Linked DNA regions of Homo sapiens: region 1 is linked to region 2. A link is an interaction called in ENCODE POLR2A ChIA-PET data of the cell type or tissue named here. Cell type or tissue: CD4-positive, alpha-beta T cell. All regions are shown on one strand. Region 1 overlaps CAPG (capping actin protein, gelsolin like). Region 2 overlaps GGCX (gamma-glutamyl carboxylase).

Evidence for each region. Peaks named below come from ENCODE experiments on the same cell type or tissue, not always from the same donor. Only the 100,000 strongest peaks of a DNase experiment are listed, where the experiment ranks them.
Region 1: POLR2A ChIA-PET joins it to region 2 with 5 read pairs; 31 of 35 experiments call an interaction of 5 or more read pairs at or near these places.

What each region holds. Positions count from the first base shown.
Region 1 is chr2:85,403,827-85,407,826 of GRCh38, forward strand. The region is part of intron 1 of CAPG (capping actin protein, gelsolin like); the gene reads right to left. Among named protein-coding and RNA genes, the nearest start is that of CAPG, 4.5 kb to the right of the region's middle. RefSeq lists an enhancer at 1,986-2,035. In CD4-positive, alpha-beta T cell, no CTCF peak of the experiment used is centred here; a DNase peak (open chromatin) is centred at 2,005; H3K4me3 peaks cover 543 bases; H3K27ac peaks cover 924 bases.
Region 2 is chr2:85,550,037-85,554,036 of GRCh38, forward strand. It overlaps GGCX (gamma-glutamyl carboxylase), which reads right to left. Exons shown (of 15, transcript NM_000821.7): 8 at 3,196-3,461; 9 at 2,903-3,034; 10 at 2,380-2,531; 11 at 1,776-1,945; 12 at 1,444-1,574; 13 at 889-1,036; 14 at 519-714; 15 at 1-90. Among named protein-coding and RNA genes, the nearest start is that of GGCX, 9.5 kb to the right of the region's middle. In CD4-positive, alpha-beta T cell, CTCF peaks have their summits at 2,232 (motif pointing left) and 2,437; a DNase peak (open chromatin) is centred at 2,215.

The DNA.
Region 1 (4,000 bases), 150 kb before region 2:
CAGTGAGCTAAGCCCATGCCATTGTACTCCAGCCTGGGTGACAGAGTGAGACTCCATCTCAAAAAAAAAAAAAAAAAAAAAAAATTAACAAAATTTTAGCAAATGAAATCAAATAATATATAAAAAATAAACCATGATGACCAAATGAGGTTTATCCCAGGAATGCAAGGTTGGTTTAATATCTGAAAATCAGGGTGATGATAGCTAATAATAATGCAGTGTATATTTCAAGATAGCCAGAAGAGAGGATTTGAATGTTATCATCACAAAGAAATGATAAATGTTTAAAGTGATGGATATGCTAATTACCTTGATTTGATCATTATACAATATATACACATACATTGCATATGTACAATGAAACATCACACTGCTCCTGCTAAGTATGTGCAATTATTATCTGTCAATTATAAATTTAAAATAAATAAATAAAGCCGCTCACAACGCAAAAAAAAAAAAAACAGGCCAAAATTTGAAAATCAATGCTATACACCCTATTAACAAACATGTATGTGTAATCACCTCAATAGATGCAGAAACAGCATTTAGCAAAATTCTACATTCATTCCTAGTTTAAAATTTTTTCAAGCCTGGGCAATATAAGGAGACCACAACCCTACAAAAATTTTAAAAATCAGCCAAGGCCAGGTGCAGTGGCTCACACCTGTAATTCCAGCACTTTGGGAGGCCGAGGTGGGTGGATCACGAGGTCAGGAGTTCGAGACCAGCCTGGCCAACATGGTGAAACCCTGTCTCTACTAAAATACAAAAATTAGCTGGGCATGGTGGCATGCGTCTGTAATCCCAGCTACTTGGGAGGCTGAGGCAGGAGAATTGCTTGAACCCAGGAGGCAGAGGTTGCAGTGAGCTGAGATTGTGCCACTGCACTCCAGCCTGGGTGACAGAGCAAGACTCTGTCTCAAAAAAATAAAATAAAATAAAATAAATAAAAATCAGCCAAATGTGGTAGTGCAAGCCTGTAATTCCAGATCCCAGCTACTCAGGAGGCTGAGGAGTGAGTATCGCTTGAGCCCAGGAGATAGAGGCTGCAGTAAGCCAAGATCATGCCACTGAACTGCAACCTGGATGACAGAGTAAAACCCCCTCTCAAAAAAAAAAAAAAAATTTTTTTTTTACCCACAAACTAGGAATAGAAAGAAATTTCCTTAACCTGTTAAAAAGGCATCTATTAAAATACAACAAACAAACAAAAACCCTTCACCTAACATTATATTTAATGGCTGCTCTAATTCTAAACTCCCTCCCTGAGAAATTTCACCCACTCCCAGGCATCAGCTATCAATTCTGTATGCCCAGCTTCCCTCAAATGCCAGAATGATGAACACTTTTTCTGGACAAAAGTCATTCAAGGGAAAAAATGCTAAACGCAAGTATTTTTTAAAAAGATATTATCTTTTTAAAAAATTCAGAAAATGCAACAGCTACGGCTCCACTCACTGTCGCTTTCATAGGTTCCCATCACTAGAGGATTTCTTTTTTTGGCTCAAAATGCAGAGATCACAGAGCCAGCATGCACTTCGTACATAATACAATTCATGCTGTGCATCCATTTGGACAGAGTTTGTGTAAGATGAGCCCCAGTGGCACAGGGTAAGGGCTTGGGGAATTGGAGGGTAAAAATGCAAGCTGGCACCATTAGGAGATTCTTGGGGGCTGGGGCAGCAGGATCAGGAAGTGCAATATTTCGCAGGGGCCAGGGAAGTCAGGGGTAGGGGGAAGGCAGATGACAGAGCAGAAGGTATTAAGTCTGAGTAGGAAACAAAGAGGGACAGGTCAAGGGCAGTGATAATGGATGTGAAATGCTGTGTGAATTATGACTTTCCTTTTCCTTTCCCAACCTACAAAATAGTGGAAGGCATATTTTGGCACCACGATTCCGGAAGAGGACATGCAGAGAGCAGAGGTTTGCGGAGGGAAACTTTAACGTTTCTCCATCCCACAGAGGATCACATGCTGTGCCCACATCCCCTGCAACAGGCAGCCCAGCCTGTGACTCAGGCCTGAGCTGGTGAAGTGGCTGCCCCAAGCTCAAGCCATCAGGGAGCGCTCAAGAATGAGACACGGAGTGCGCCAATTGTCACCTTTACTATTTTTCATTCTGTGTTTAACTCAAAATCAGGCAGCCTACATGCCAGAGAGCCACATCAGGGTTTGGATGAAAGGGGTTTGGCAGGCCGGGTGCGGTGGCTCACGCCTGTAATCCTAGCACTTTGGGAGGCCGTGGTGAGCAGTTCACTTGAGGTCAGGAGTTCGAAACCAGCCTGGCCAACATGGTGAAACCCCGTCTCTACTAAAAGCACAAAAATTATCCGGAAATCACTTGAACCTGGGAGGCGGAGGTTGCAGTGAGCCAAGATCCATGCCACTGCACTCCAGCCTGGGCAATGGAGTGAGACTCGGTTTCAAAAAAAAAAAAAGAAAAGAAAGGAGTTTGGCTGCTCATTAGAATGACCTTGGGACCTTATTAAAATGTCGGTACTGACAAAGATTCTTTGCTTGGCCAAACTTTAACTAGGCTTCTGAACCACCCCGTAGGCCCATCTGTGTGCTTGTAAAATCCGGTTTTAGCAAAAGAACCCTGCTAAGGCCATTTACCTAGAACCCCCTACCCTTGATATCTGGTCGATCTGATAATCGTGGATATCTGATTGGGTTCCTCAACACCCTGCCCCCGCCGCCCCAGTGATGTCTGATCACTCTGGCCTGTATTCAGCAAGAATCCTGTTAGGGGCCGGGCACAGTGGCTCATGCCTGTAATCCCAGCACTTTGGGAGGCCAAGGCGGGCAGATCACCTGAGGTCGGGAGTTCGAGACCAGCCTGACCAACATGGAGAAACCCCATCTCTACTAAAAATACAAAATTAGCTGGGCTTCGTGGCTCATGCCTGTAATCCCAGCTATTCGGGAGGCTGAGGCAGGAGAATCACTTGAACCCGGAAGGCAGAGGTTGCAGTGAGCTGAGATCATGCCATTGCACTCCAACCTGGGCAACAAGAGCGAAACTCCGTCTCAAAAAAAAAAAGGAATCCTGTTAGCTCAGTCTAGCCAGAATCTCTTTACCCTTGATGTTTCCTCTTAGTAATTTTCTTTTTTTTTTTTTTGAGACAGAGTTTCACTCTGCTGCCCAGGCTGGAGCGCAGTGGCACAGTCTCAGCTCATTGCAACCTCTGCCTCCTGAGTTGAAGCAATTCTCCTGCCTCAGCCTCCTGTGTAGTGGGATTAGAGGCGTGCACCACCACATCTGGCTAATTTTTTGTACTTTTAGTAGAGGTGAGGTTTCACCATGTCAGTCAGGCTGGTCTTGAACTCCTGACCTCCAGTGATTGCCCACCTTGGCTTCCCAAAGTGCTAGGATTACAGGCGTGAGGCACTGCGCCTGGGCCATATTTTTTTTCTTTAACAGTGCCCAAGCCCCTGGTCTGGGGATTCTGATTCCACAGGTCTGGAATGGGGCTTGATCACCCATATTTTGAACATATGTTCAAAGTGATGGTAGTAGTGCCAGTGAATTCTGTCCAGAACAGTGTCAAATGCTCACCTGCACATTAGAATCATTTGGGGGCTTTTGAAAAACCCCAGTGCCAGCCAGGCATGGTGGCTCATGCCTGTAATCCCAGCACACTGGGAGACTGAGGTAGGTGGAATGCTTGAGCTTAGGAGTTCAAGACCAGCCTGGGCAACATGGTGAAATCCTGTCTCTACAAAATATACAAAAATTAGCTGGGCGTGGTGGCGCACACCTGTCATCCTAGCTACTTGGGAGGCTGCAGCACAAGAATTGCTTGAACCTGGGAGGTGGAGGTTGCAGTAAGCCGAGATCACACCACTGCACTCCAGCCTGGGTGACAGAGTGAGACTCTGTCTCAAAAAAAAAAAAAAAAAAAAGTAATTTACAGAAAAATAAGAAAGAAAAACCCCAGTGACTAGCTTCCATATTGGACTCATTAAAACCAGACTCTCTAGGTGGAGCCTGGATGTC
Region 2 (4,000 bases):
AAGTTTGCATAAGTCACCTCCTGGGCCAGCTGCTCCAGGGAAGGACGGCCTAATATCAGATTTCGAAGTGAGATACAAGTCATCAGGAAGCTGAAAAACAGGAAAAAGCCGACCAAGTTCAAACTCCTGTTTCACCAGAAGAATTTCAGCTAAAGCCCTTAGAAGGCACCTGGTCCTCACTCCTCCCACACAGGCATATATGGGAATCTCCCCCCAAGTGACCCTCCATCTCCCAGCTGGAAGGGTACACCACTCTTTATACAGTCTGGTAGAGGATTCCAGGATAGGGTAGGAACAGCCCACAGAGAGGCTGGAGATAAGCTGAGGCAGAACAAGAAAGCAGGCCATCAGATATAGGCCACTTATTCTTCCAGTAAATCAAGAAGAATGGCAGGAAAAGATACCTAGAGCTAAACTGTCCTTTCCTGTATGACAGTCTCTAGAGTTACTCTCCCCAGGGGAAAGTTACCAAGCTTGCCAACATATGATGGCAATGACAAATATTGTTGTGAACTTACCTGCGGCGAAAGACATAGAGCTTTCGCAACAAGAAGCGGAAGAATCGCTCATGGAAAGGAGTATTTCGCCGGCGTTCAATCTCCTGGAGCCTTTGTTGGCGTCTAAGAAAGGTCTGAACCAGAGGTGTTGGCTCAGGGCCCCCTTTTACTTCCCCTTCCAACAGAGGCTGCAGCTCTGGGGGTAGAGGCCCTGTTTCTGCCCGGAAGACAGAAAAAAGAGGAATCACTGAGATGGATCACTCTCTCCCCTTAGAACTCCTCTTCTGCCAGCTAGAGACTTCAAGTTCATTCTTGAATGGCTAGAACATCATTCATAACCCTGACTTCTTGAAACCAGAGGCTATCTCAGCCCAAATGTTCATACACTCACCACTTCCATTCTCCACCTTTTCCTTTAATTCTTGCAGATATGCCAGGTCTTGCTCCAGTGCAAGCTCTGTAGTGTTGACATAGACGTACATGTAGCAAGAAGGGCTAGGTGATGTCGTATACACCTTATGGTACTCACCAGCAGGCAACTGACAAGGGAGAAGAAATGGATAAATTTCATCAGCTTTTCTCTAGCCAGCTTATGGCCTCCCTACTCTATGACTCTTGGCTTCTTTCTACTCAATTGTGTTTTGGAATCGAAAGTAACGGACCTCTAGAATCCTGGATGAGGCTCTTCACAGTCCCAGGGGCCCTTGTTTTTTGAGCTCCACTGCATTACTGCTATGGTAAAATATTTTCAGTCTATAATAAGTGAATCTTGCTCATCTAAGCTTTCTGCCATTGTTTTTTAAATTGTTAGAGATGGGGTCTCACTCTGTTGCTCAGGCTCACTGTGAATTCCTGGCTTCCCACCTCAGCCTCCTAAGAAGCTGGGATTACTGGTGTGAGCTACTGCACTCAGTTCTTTCTGCTGTTGTTAATCCCAGCAAAATACCTGCATTTTTTCTCCCTCTCGAAGAGTCTGGTTCTTCTGTTCTGCCACAAGCTCCACAGTCACTTCCCCCTGCAGCAGCTGGATGCTAGTGTTGCCCAGGTCTTCACTCACAAAATTCTCCAAGTGCAGTCCTGCCAGACCAACAGAGTTCATCATCCCACCCCATGGCAGAGTGAACTCACTCCCAGCCAGAACAGAGACATCACACCTTTACCACCATCATCCCCTTAGGTTTCAAAAACATTCCCTCTCCCCTCCCACCACATGGAATGTCCCTGGCCAAGGAAGCCAGAAGGAAAGACAGAAAAGCCTCTCCTCACTTTCCTCCATACCAGGGAAATCTGCAATGAAGACCACCTCAGTGTGGTTGTCTAGGCTGCTCTTGATTTCCTGTAACTTGGCCCTCCAGGGAGACAGGTCCATCAAGAGTGGTTGCACCCAGGATGTGCGCTGAAAGGGTGACCAAGCGGCCTGCACGATGTCCACACGAGGGTCAAAAATCCTTAGGAAAGAAAACCATGTTCTAAGGACATCACAGCCACCCACCCACCAGAACTTCCAGTTCTCTCCCTTTCATCATCATTCCTAAGGACAGGGAATAGAAGAAGAAATGGCCTGTGTCAGCATGTTATTGCCAGTCCAGGGCAGAGAAAGAAGGCAGAAGAGATCTGGAGCACTGGGTATAATGGGGGTTAGTAGCTACCTGAGAAGGTATTATGTCAACAGTGTCTAAAAGAACAAGTCAACTCACTTTTCTCCTGGATGATGGTGCCCCCTGCTGGAAGCAACCAGCTATGCCCACAACCAGATCAAGGGGGACATGCACTAGAGGAAGGACAGCTTTTTAAGCAAGACAATACCAGGAAGCAAGGGCTGTTCATCTTGGTAAAAAGAACTGTGCTTCATTTTTTCCCACTCTCTGCTCCCCTTGCCCACCTCTGCTGGAAGCGGTCATTGATGGAGACCCAAATATCAAAGTAGATCTGGGGCTCAGTGACATTATACTTGGGAAGCAGGCGGCTCAGGCAAGTGGCATATTGCTTCAGCATGTCTGCATGATCCTTCCATCGCCGACTCTGTGTAAATACCTGCCCCAAACCCCCATATTAGTCCCACCTCATCATTATCAACTTCCAAGACATGTCATGCACTGCCAATGGCACAACGAGATCCCTGCCTGCTGCCCATTCTGGCTAGAAAAAAATGGAACTTGCCTTTGGGAATGAATTTTTCATTGTTGGGCTAGTGGTGCTTACTTTTCCTGAATCTAATCTCAGTTCAAGGAAATGAATGCATTGCCCTATCTCAACCCACATAAAAGATAGTTCAATCTGGCTCTTGAGAAAAGGCAAAGCAGACTCAAATTTGTTTTGCTTTATGGTGTGTGTAAGACAAAACCAGACCCCAAAGCACAAGGGGGCTCTGAAGAACAGTAAATTGTCAGCATCAGACATCTCACCCCAGGGTTAAGGTAGCCCAGTTCGCCAGTGCGGCCATCACGGTAGGTGATCTTCACGTGCTGGTGGGAGCGGGAGTGCACCATCATGTCCCAGGAATAGCCATACAGCCCATTTGTCCAGTTGTTATAGCCCTGGGAAGGCAGCACAGAGGGGAATCAGCTCAATGCTTCTCACACTGACCCCATCCCCTACCAAGAAGGGGCTGCAAAACCAGCCCCATTCTTTCCCAACTATTGTCATCCGTTCCTTTCTAAGTCCAGCCTTTGCTGTACACTCCACAGCCCCTACAAACCTGGGTGAGAAAATGAGAATAGGGCAGGAATAGCTGCTCCAGGAGGTAGAGCAGGGTGAAGGCAGCTCCCAGCTGATGGCGCAGCCCTGGCTTCTGGCCACTTTTGCCCCGGCTCCTCTTATACACACAGGAAACACTGGGCTGAGGGGCTGCCTTGAGGGGCAACAGTTGTTGCAACCTTCGGGGGCAGTAGGACACCAGCTTCCGAGGCCACTCAGGGGAGCAGAAGAGAGGGCTGCTGGCCAGCATGACGTAGGAGAACATACCTAGGAAAGCAGGGAGAAAATACATATTTCAGGAGTTTGGCTGGGCCTCTTCAACCCCGTTCCCTTAGGAGACTTCTCCCAGGTGTTCCACTGAAAAGGAAAGTAGTTCTTCTTTTTTTTTTGAGACAGTCTTTCTCTGTCGCCCAGGCTGGAGTGCAGTGGCGTGATCTCAGCTCACTGCAACCTCTGCCTCCTGGGTTCAAGCGATTCTCTTGCCTCAGCCTCCCAAGTAGCTGGAATTACAGGCATGCGCCACCATGCTCAGCTAAGTTTTTGTATTTTTAGTAGAGACGGGGTTTCACCATGTTGGTCAGGCCGGTCTCGAACTCCTGACCTCAGGTGATCCACCCACCTCGGCCTCCCAAAGTGCTAGGATTACAAACCTGAGCCACCAAGCCCGGCCACAAAGTAGTTCTTAACTGTAAGATATTTGTTCTTCCTGGAGATTCCCTACTGTACAACATACTAACTGAGCCCAGAAGCCCCAGTCCTCTTATCCCCATTTATGCCTACTTCATAGTGACTGCCCTGGGTTCAAT